Regions from separate parts of the Homo sapiens genome. Here region 2 is linked to region 1. Evidence: read pairs that join two places in POLR2A ChIA-PET (ENCODE). Cell type or tissue: HepG2. All regions are shown on one strand. Links, peaks and the distances in the headings refer to the core of each region. The heading gives the core; the rest is flanking DNA.

Evidence for each region. ChIA-PET counts read pairs that join two places held together with the same protein. Peaks named below come from ENCODE experiments on the same cell type or tissue, not always from the same donor. Only the 100,000 strongest peaks of a DNase experiment are listed, where the experiment ranks them.
Region 2: POLR2A ChIA-PET joins it to region 1 with 11 read pairs; 29 of 35 experiments call an interaction of 5 or more read pairs at or near these places.

The regions. Positions count from the first base shown.
Region 1 is chr14:35,345,548-35,349,933 of GRCh38, forward strand. No RefSeq gene overlaps it. Among named protein-coding and RNA genes, the nearest start is that of PSMA6, 55 kb to the left of the region's middle. RefSeq lists an enhancer at 1,533-2,077. In HepG2, for the core only: no CTCF peak of the experiment used is centred there; a DNase peak (open chromatin) is centred at 2,194; H3K4me3 peaks cover 860 bases.
Region 2 is chr14:35,395,553-35,399,938 of GRCh38, forward strand. No RefSeq gene overlaps it. Among named protein-coding and RNA genes, the nearest start is that of NFKBIA, 7.0 kb to the right of the region's middle. In HepG2, for the core only: no CTCF peak of the experiment used is centred there; a DNase peak (open chromatin) is centred at 1,959; H3K4me3 peaks cover 317 bases.

The DNA.
Region 1 (4,386 bases), core at 315-4,314:
GATTCTCTTGCCTCAGCCTTCCCAGTAGCTAGGATTACAGAAGCCCGCCACCACACACAGCTAATTTTTGTATTTTTAGTAGAGACAGGGTTTTGCAATGTTGGCCAGCTGGTCTCGAACTCCTGACCTCAGGTAATCCACCTGCCTTGGCCCCCCAAAGTGCTGGGATTACAGGCGTGAGCCACCGCACCCGGCCTACTTGAATCACTTTCTTTCTTTCTTTTTTTCTTTTTTGAGATGACGTTTTGCTCTTGTTACCCAGGCTGGAGTGCAATAGCATGATCTCGGCTCACTGTAACCTCTGCCCACCGAGTTCAAGCAATTCTCCTGCCTCGGCCTCCCTAGTAGCTGGGATTACAGGCGCCGGCCACCATGCCCAGCTAATTTTTTGTATTTTTAGTAGAGATGGGGTTTCACCATGTTGGCCAGGCTGATCTTGAACTCCAGACCTCAGGTGATTCACCCGCCTTGGCCTCCCAAAGTGCTGGGATTATAGGCGTGAGCCACCTCGCCCGGCCTAATCACTTTCTTAACCATATCTGACTCTAAATACCATGGCACTGATATTTTTCTGAAAAATGCATTACTTTTAAACATAGATTTATTATTTTTAATTTTTTATAAAATTGCCTGCAATCCTCTTTAAAGTTGCATTTTAAAGTTAATGGATTTGACATTTTTGACACTTAAAGACTCTTCTCCATAGAACATAATCTGAAATGAGAATTTACCCTCTGTGTAAGTGCTAAGATATCTGATAAGAAGCTTGGAGAAAATTCTGCTAAATAGAGGATAGTCTCAATTCTAATTTTTAAATTAAATTAAATTTTTATTTTTTGAGACAGAGTCTTGCTCTGTCGCTCAGGCTGGAGTGCAGTGGCTTAATTTGGCTCACTGCAACCTCTGCCTCCTGGGTTCAAGAGATTCTCATGCCTCAGCCTCTGGAGTAGCTGGGATTGCAGGCACGTGCCACCATGCCTGGCTAATTTTTGTATTTTTGTAGAGATGTGGTTTCACCATGTTGGCCAGGCTGGTCTCGAACTCCTGACCTTAAGTGATCTGCCCGCCTTGGCTTCCCAAAGTGCTGGTATTACAGGAGTGAGCCACCATGCCCAGCCTCAATTCTAATTTTTTATATTGCAACTTATAAATCTTTCATGGGCTCTGAGTTTCTTGTTTTTATTTTATTTTTGTAGACACAGGGTTTCACTATGTTGCCTAGGCTGGTCTCAAACTCGTGGCCTCAAGCTAATCCTCCCACTTTAGCCTCCCAAAGCGCTGGGGTTCCAGGCATGAGCCACCTCGCCCAACATGCTCTGAGTTTCTAAAAGAACATTTAGCAGCTGGGAGGGGTGCAGCAGTGAGAGTGCGGGGCTTGGAGTCCAGCTTTGTTGGCTGTGTGGCCTTGGGCAGGGAGCTTCACCCCTCTGAGCTTTAGTCCCCTCCTCTGTTAGACAGGGTCGACTGCCCCCAGCCTGCTTGCATGATGAGGGTTTAAGGACAATGGACACAGCAGATCCCACACAGTCTTGATACTTACAGATTCTCAATGCCTCGGTGTTACTGTTGTTCCCACGTGCCAGCCTGAACTTAGCACCCACTGCTGGCTTCCTCCTCCCCTCTCTCGGAATGGACCCAATGGGCCCTGCCTCCGCAGAAGCCATAGAAAGCTTTTAGGTTTCACACAGTCAGTCACAATTCATGTGTCTGGGGTTTATCATGTGCGGGGCGCTGTCCTAAACACTTCACATGAATTAACAAATTTCATTCTCATAACAGCCTCTAGGATCAATATGATTATTGCTGGGTGTTCCAGATCTTGATGCCTAAGGATACCCAGGTAGTCAATGGTAGACCTGGGCTGTGCACCCAGGCAGGCTGGCCCCTCAGCCCACAGGCGTGACCAGAGGTCATCCCTCCTCTCCTCCAGCTTTGTGCCCTGGAGGAGCTGCTGTGTGCACTGCATGGACGCCACCCTTGCCCTCTGGCCGCCTTTTGGTCATGGCCAGTGAAGAGCCTAGTGGGAGATCAAAGGGAGGAGGGGGTGGGGAGTCTGCATTCATTCCCCTGCAGTCCTCCCCGCAGGGTCGCCCAGGCTGGGTTGGACCTAAAAGGAAGGTCACGGCCCCACTCAGGCAGCCTCTGTCCCACAGGGTTCTGGTGCGGGTTTCTGGTGCAGGTGCTGGTGCGCAGTGTTCCTCTTGCTCGCATCCGCCCCGCATTGCTGCACAATCCCTACTTCTACGCCCCTCGTGGTTTTGTAAATAGTGTCATTGTAAATGAGCCAGCCACTCCCCCATGCTGCCTCTCAGCTGCAGGCTGAGCAAAGCTTAGCTTGTCCTTGAGCCTTACCTGCTTACTGTGTAATGCCCAACCTCATTTTTACCAATCCTGTTTTTAGACTCTCCCTTTCCTTTAATCACCCAGCCTTGTTTCCACCTGAATTGACTCTCCCTTAGCTAAGAGAGCCAGACAGACTCCATCTTGGCTTTTTCACTGGCAGCCCCTTCCTCGAGGACTTAACTTGTGCAAGCTGACTCCCAGCACATCCAAGAATGCAATTAACTGATAAGATACTGTGGCGAGCAATATCCGCAATTCTCAGGAATTCGTCTGATTGATAATGCCCAAAGCCCCAAGTCTATCACCTTGTAATGGTCTTAACGCCCCTGCACCTGGAACTGTTTACTTTCCTGTAACCATTTATCCTTTTAACTTCTTGCCTACTTTATTTCTGTAAAATTGTTTTAACTAGACCCCCCCTCCCTTTTCTAAACCAAAGTATAAAAGAAAATCTAGCCCCTTCTTCAGGCCGAGAGAATTTTGAGTGTTAGCTGTCTCTTGGCCACCAACTAAATAAACGGACTCTTAATTCGTCTCAAAGTGTGGCGTTTTCTCTAACTCGCTCAGGTACAACAACTGCTTCTTGTATGTTTAATTTCATTTACTTATTTTTTGAAAATATTTCAATGTGTACAAAAGGATATGCAGTGAAAAGCCTCTTTCCCTCTCTCAACCATCCAGTTCTCCCCACAGGCAACTGTCAAAATAGTTTTTGGTGGGTTTTTAAAAATTGTGGTTAAATGTATATAGCATAAAATTTACCATTTTAGCCATTTTTCTTTTTTCTTTTTTTTTAGACGGAGTTTCGCTCCTGATGCCCAGGCTGGAGTGCCATGGTGCAATCTCGCCTCACTGCATCCTCCGCCTCCTGGGTTCAAGCGATTCTCCTGCCTCAGCCTCCCAAGTAGCTGGGATTACAGGCATGTGCCACCATGCCTGGCTAATTTTGTAATTTTTTTTTTAGTAGAGACAGGGTTTCTCCATGTTGGTCAGGCTGGTCTCGAACTCCCGACCTCAGGTGATCTGCCTGCTTTGGCCTCCCAAAGTTCTGGGTCTACAGGCTTGAGCCACTGCACCGGCTTTTTTTTTTTTTTTTTTTTGAGATGGAGTCTCTGTCGCACAGGCTGGGGTGCAGTGGCATGATGTCGGCTCACTGCACCTTCCGCCTCCCAGGTTCAAGTTCTGTCTCAGCCTCCCAAGTAGCTGGGACTACAGGCGCCTGCCACCATGCCTGGCTAATTTTTTGTATTTTTAGTAGAGAGGGGGGTTCCACCTTGTTGGTCAGGCTGGTCTCTAAATCCTGACCTCAGGTGATCCACCCTCCTCGGCCTCCCAAAGTGCTGGGATTACAGGCGTGAGCCACTGCGCCCAGCCCATTTTAGCCATTTTTAAGTGTACAGTCCAGGGGCATTAAGTCTATTCGCATTGTGTGCAACCATCGCCAACATCCATGTCCAGAACTTTCTCATCTTCCCCAGTTGAGTCTACCCATTAAATAAACACTCTCTGAAATGGGTTTTTGTGAATCCTTCCAAAGGCATTTTATGCACATTCAAGCAAATACGTAAATATTCTTCCTTTAAAAAACATGCAAATTATTATTTAAAAAAATATTGGGGGGATGGGGGCCAGGCCTAGTGCCTGCTGCCTGTAATCCCAGCACTTTGGGAGGCTGAGGCAGAAGGATCACTTGAGCCCAGGAGTTCAAGACCTGCCTGGGCAACATAAGGAGAGCTCGTCTCTATAAAAAATTAAAAAATTAGCCAGGTGTAGTTCCAGCTACTTGGGAGGCTAAGATGGGAGGATAGCTTGAGCCCAGGAGGTCAAGGCTGCAGTGAGCCATGAACATGCCACTGCACTGCAGCTTTGGTGACAAAGGGAGACCTTGTCTCAAAAAAAAAGAAAATTCGAAGCAACCCTACCAACAAGAAAATTATTTTATTTAACTTGGATATCGTTTCACATCAATACATAATACAAATTCTCATCTTTCTGTTCAGCCTCCTCATCGTGTGGATACTCGTATGTATTTAGCCTTTTCCA
Region 2 (4,386 bases), core at 217-4,216, 50 kb after region 1:
TGTAATCCCAGTACTTTGGGAGGCCGAGGCGGGCGGATCACGAGGTTAGGAGATCGAAACCATCCTGGCTAACACGGCGAAACCTGGTGTCTACTAAAAATACAAAAAATTAGCCTGGTGTGGTGGTGGGCACCTGTAGTCCCAGCAATTCCGGAGGCTGAGGCAGGAGAAGGGCGTGAACCCAGGAGGCGGAGTTTGCAGTGAGCCGAGATCGCTCCGCTGCACTCCAGGCTGGGCGACAGAGTGAGACTCTGTCTCAAAAAAAAAAAAAAAGATTTCAGAGAAGATGAAGTAGGATACCTGTCTGAGTCCCACAGGATTGTTCAGTTTACTGGGGTCTCCTGAGGTCTCAGAACTTGCATTTTCTGCATTATTATATAGTTTCCATGAGACAGTATTTCCATTAACATAAAACATCAGAAATTCAAACCATCCTTTGTAATATTTGCCCAGTTTTGGTAGTATAGCAACAGATACATAAGGAACATATTGACGATTGATGACCTGAAAACACTTTTGTTAATTCCTGTGTGTGCTTGGTAGCTGCTGCTTTTTTTTTTTTTTTTTTTTCCCTGACTGGGCTTTGCTCTGTTGCCCGGGCTGGCACCATCTTGGCTCACTGCAACCTCCACCTCCTGGGCTCAAGCAATCTTACCGCCTCAGCCTCCTGAGTAGCTGGTGTCAGGCCTCTGAGCCCAGGCCAGGCCGTCGCATCCCCTGTGACTTGCACGTATACATCCAGATGGCCTGAAGTAACTGAAGATCCACAAAAGAAGTAAAAACAGCCTCAACTGATGACATTCCACCATTGTGATTTGTTCCTGCCCCACCCTAACTGATCAATGTACTTTGTAATCTCCCCCACCCTTAAGAAGGTACTTTGTAGTCTCCCCCACCCTTAAGAAGGTTCTTTGTAATTCTCCCCACCCTTGAGAATGTACTTTGTGAGATCCACCCCTGCCCACCAGAGAACAACCCCCTTTGACTGTAATTTTCCATTACCTTCCCAAATCCTATAAAACGGCCCCACCCCTATCTCCCTTCGCTGACTCTCTTTTCGGACTCAGCCCGCCTGCACCCAGGTGAAATAAACAGCCATTTTGCTCACACAAAGCCTGTTTGGTGGTCTCTTCACACGGACGTGCATGAAAGCTGGGACTGCAGGTGCGCACCACCACTCCCAGCTAATTTTTTGTATTTTTGCAGAGATGGGGTTTCACTGTGTTGTCCAGGCTGGTCTCGAACTCCTGGGCTCAAGCAGTCTGCACACCTCAGACTTCCAAAGTGCTCGGATAACAGGAGTGAGCCAGTGTGCCTGGCCTGGAAGCTGCTTTATCCCCAGGTTAGGAATATATACCTAGAGCCTGGCTCTGCCATTTACTGGCTGTGTGACCCAGGCTGACTTTCTTTCTTTCTTTCTTTTTTGTTTTTTGAGACAGAGTTTCACTCTTGTTGCCCAGGCTGGAGTGCAATGGCACGATCTCCACTCACTGCAACCTCTGCCTTCTGGATTCAAGTGATTCTCCTGCCTCAGTCTCCCAAGTAGCTGGGATTACAGGCACGTACCACCAGGCCTGGCTACTTTTTGTATTTTTAGTAGAGATGGGGTTTCACCATGTTGGCCAGGCTGATCTCAAACTCCTGACCTCTGGTGATCCGCCTGTCTCAGCCTCCCAAAGTGCTGGGATTACAGGTGTGAGCCACCGTGCCTGGCCTTAATGTATTTTTTTTTGTAGAGATGGGCTCTCCCTATATTTCCCAGGCTGGTCTTGACCTCCTGGGCTCAAATGATCCTCCTGCCTCAGCTTCTCAAAGTGCTGGGATTATAGGCATGAGCCCCCGCACCTGGTCACACTTACCTGGATTGCTGGCCGGTTTGTGGGCCTTGGCCCTATTTTCATGTCAGTGTTCAGAGTCCAGTCCTACTTGTCAATGACTCAGATTGGCTGATGCTGGGTCATACTTCCTGCCCCCTGTGAAAAGGGTGCCTGCCACAGTCACTTGGGGCATGGGATAAGATAATATAGTACTGGCAGGTAAATAGCTAACTGGAATATGAGCTCGGGTCCCGTCTCTCCCACCTGCACTCCGCGCTGGTGCCTGGGCTCAGCTCCCGTGCTATGGGCTTTCATCTCATCACGCCTTTCCATGCAGTTGTCTGTCTCCCTCTCCACCTAAGCAAGGAGCTCTTAGGGGCAGAGGCCATGACTTATTCCTCTTATTCCTGCCCTTGGCAGGAGGCCTGGAGAATAGTTCTTTTTGATGCAAATGAAGGAATGGGTTGGAGAGTCGTACTTCTCTAGGAGGGAAACACAGGTGAGGTCCAGTTTCAGTTTCTGTAATGCTCTCTTTCAATGGGGAAACAGCCTAGGATATTCTTGTCCAGGCACCAGAGGTTGGGGAATGTTTCTTGGGCATGTTTCAGACTGGAGTTCCACAACTCAGACTTTTCTTGCCAAATGAAATTTCAGCTACACTTAAGGCAAGTTAATGAAAATCTGGCAGAAAGCTGGGGGTGGGGGAGTGGGTGGGTACGGGGGTGGGAAGTCTTGGGGAAGGAAGACCCATCTGACAGACTCAATTCTGTCACCACTTAATCACTTCCAGTAGCAACTGAACTTTCCATGCAAATCCACCCAAGCTCCCAGCCTTCTGAATTTCCAGGCCCCAGGGGAAGGTCTTCAGATTGCTCAGACTAGTTTGTTCCCTCTTTAAAGAAAAATCCTTACTTTCTGGAAGGACTTGGTACACGTGGCCGCTACAGGAAATGTATCCTGATGGATAAGGCAGGCAGAAGGAATCAAGGAACTGAATTCAAGGAAGTTGCTGATGTGATATATTATTTCCCCCTCATATCACTTCCCCTTTCTCTAGGCACTCTTAGTCCTACCTGTCCCCACACAATCTGTAACTTCTTGGAGGAAATCAAAGTGCATTAAAGAAGACTCTCCGTCTGCTGGCCTGTTTACTTTGAGATCTTTTGCTCTTGTTTGCTTAGGAATTTGAAGATTTTCTACAGATTAGAATGTTTCCCTTCTAAAATTTTCCTTTAGGGAACTCCAGGCTCCAGTCACCCAACCAACAGGCAGGACAGAAAGATAATAAATTTAAAACAAAAAGAAAAGAAAAGCAGGGAGGGCTGGGTGTGGTGGGTCACACCTGTAATCCCAGGACTGTGGGAGGCCAAGGCAGGTGGATCACTTGAGGTCAGGAGTTCGAGACCAGCCTGGCCAACACGGCGAAACCCCATCTCCACTAAAAATATAAAAATTAGCCGGGTGTAGTGGTGTGCACCTGTAGTCCCAGCTACTCGGGAGGCTGAGGCAGGAGAATTGCTTGAACCCAGGAGGCGGAGGTTACAGTGAGCCGAGATCATGCCACTGCACTCCAGCCTGGGCAAGAGAGTGAGACCCTATCACACACACACAAAAAAAAGGTGGGGGGGGGGATGAGAAATGGGGAGAAGAGCTAGAGAGTAAGGAACCGGGGCAGCCTTCAGTGCTTAACTGGGCCCAGCTACCTCGAGATTTATGCAGATGACAGAACCTTTTCCAAGGTTTAGGACCTAGAAAGAAGAAAAGCTGAAGCCTAGAAAGGTGGGAGACTGGGCCCAAGTGGGTGAGAAGGGGCCCACCCTTGCTTGACCATGGAGGGTGACGCCCCTATGCAAGAGCTGGGCTCTAAGGAGGCTGGGGATGAGGGGGTGGCGCACAGCTTTGTCCTGTTTCTACAACCTAGCACAGAACTAGAGACAGCGTATGGGTGAATTGGCACAAATTTAACCCCTTTACAGAGGGAAGAAGAGTCACATTTGACTGAGTAGAAAGTACTAAGGGCATCGTTCCAAAATTGGGGAGCCAAGTTTCCAACCTTTGTTCTTTTGAGAATGAGGGTGGGGATATCACCCCACTCCCATCTTACCTCTCCCACTTAGCTGAGAGCTGAACCTAACTGACCTAATTCCTGTGGTAGGTCATTTAACACCTGTGTTGAGGTGCTTGGGGATGGACAAGGAATTTCAGGGAAGAACCCGGGCACTTTGACAGAGAATAAGACTGGTAGAGGGACCGCCAGTGCTGGGTTCCGGATGGACTAAGGCTACAGAAATGGAGCAGAGCTGGGCGCGGTGACTCACGCCTGAAATTCCAGCACTTTGGGAGGCTGAGGTGGGCAGATCACCTGAGGTCAGGAGTTCAAGACCAGCCTGGGCAACATGGTGAAACCCTGTCTCTACTAAAAATATAAAAATTAGCCAGGCGTGGTGGCAGGCACCTGTAATCCCAGCTACTCGGGAGGCTGAGGCACAGAGAATCGCTAGAACCCGGGAGGTGGAGGTTGCAGTGAGCTGAGATCATGCCACTGTACTCCAGCCTGGGCGACAGAGCA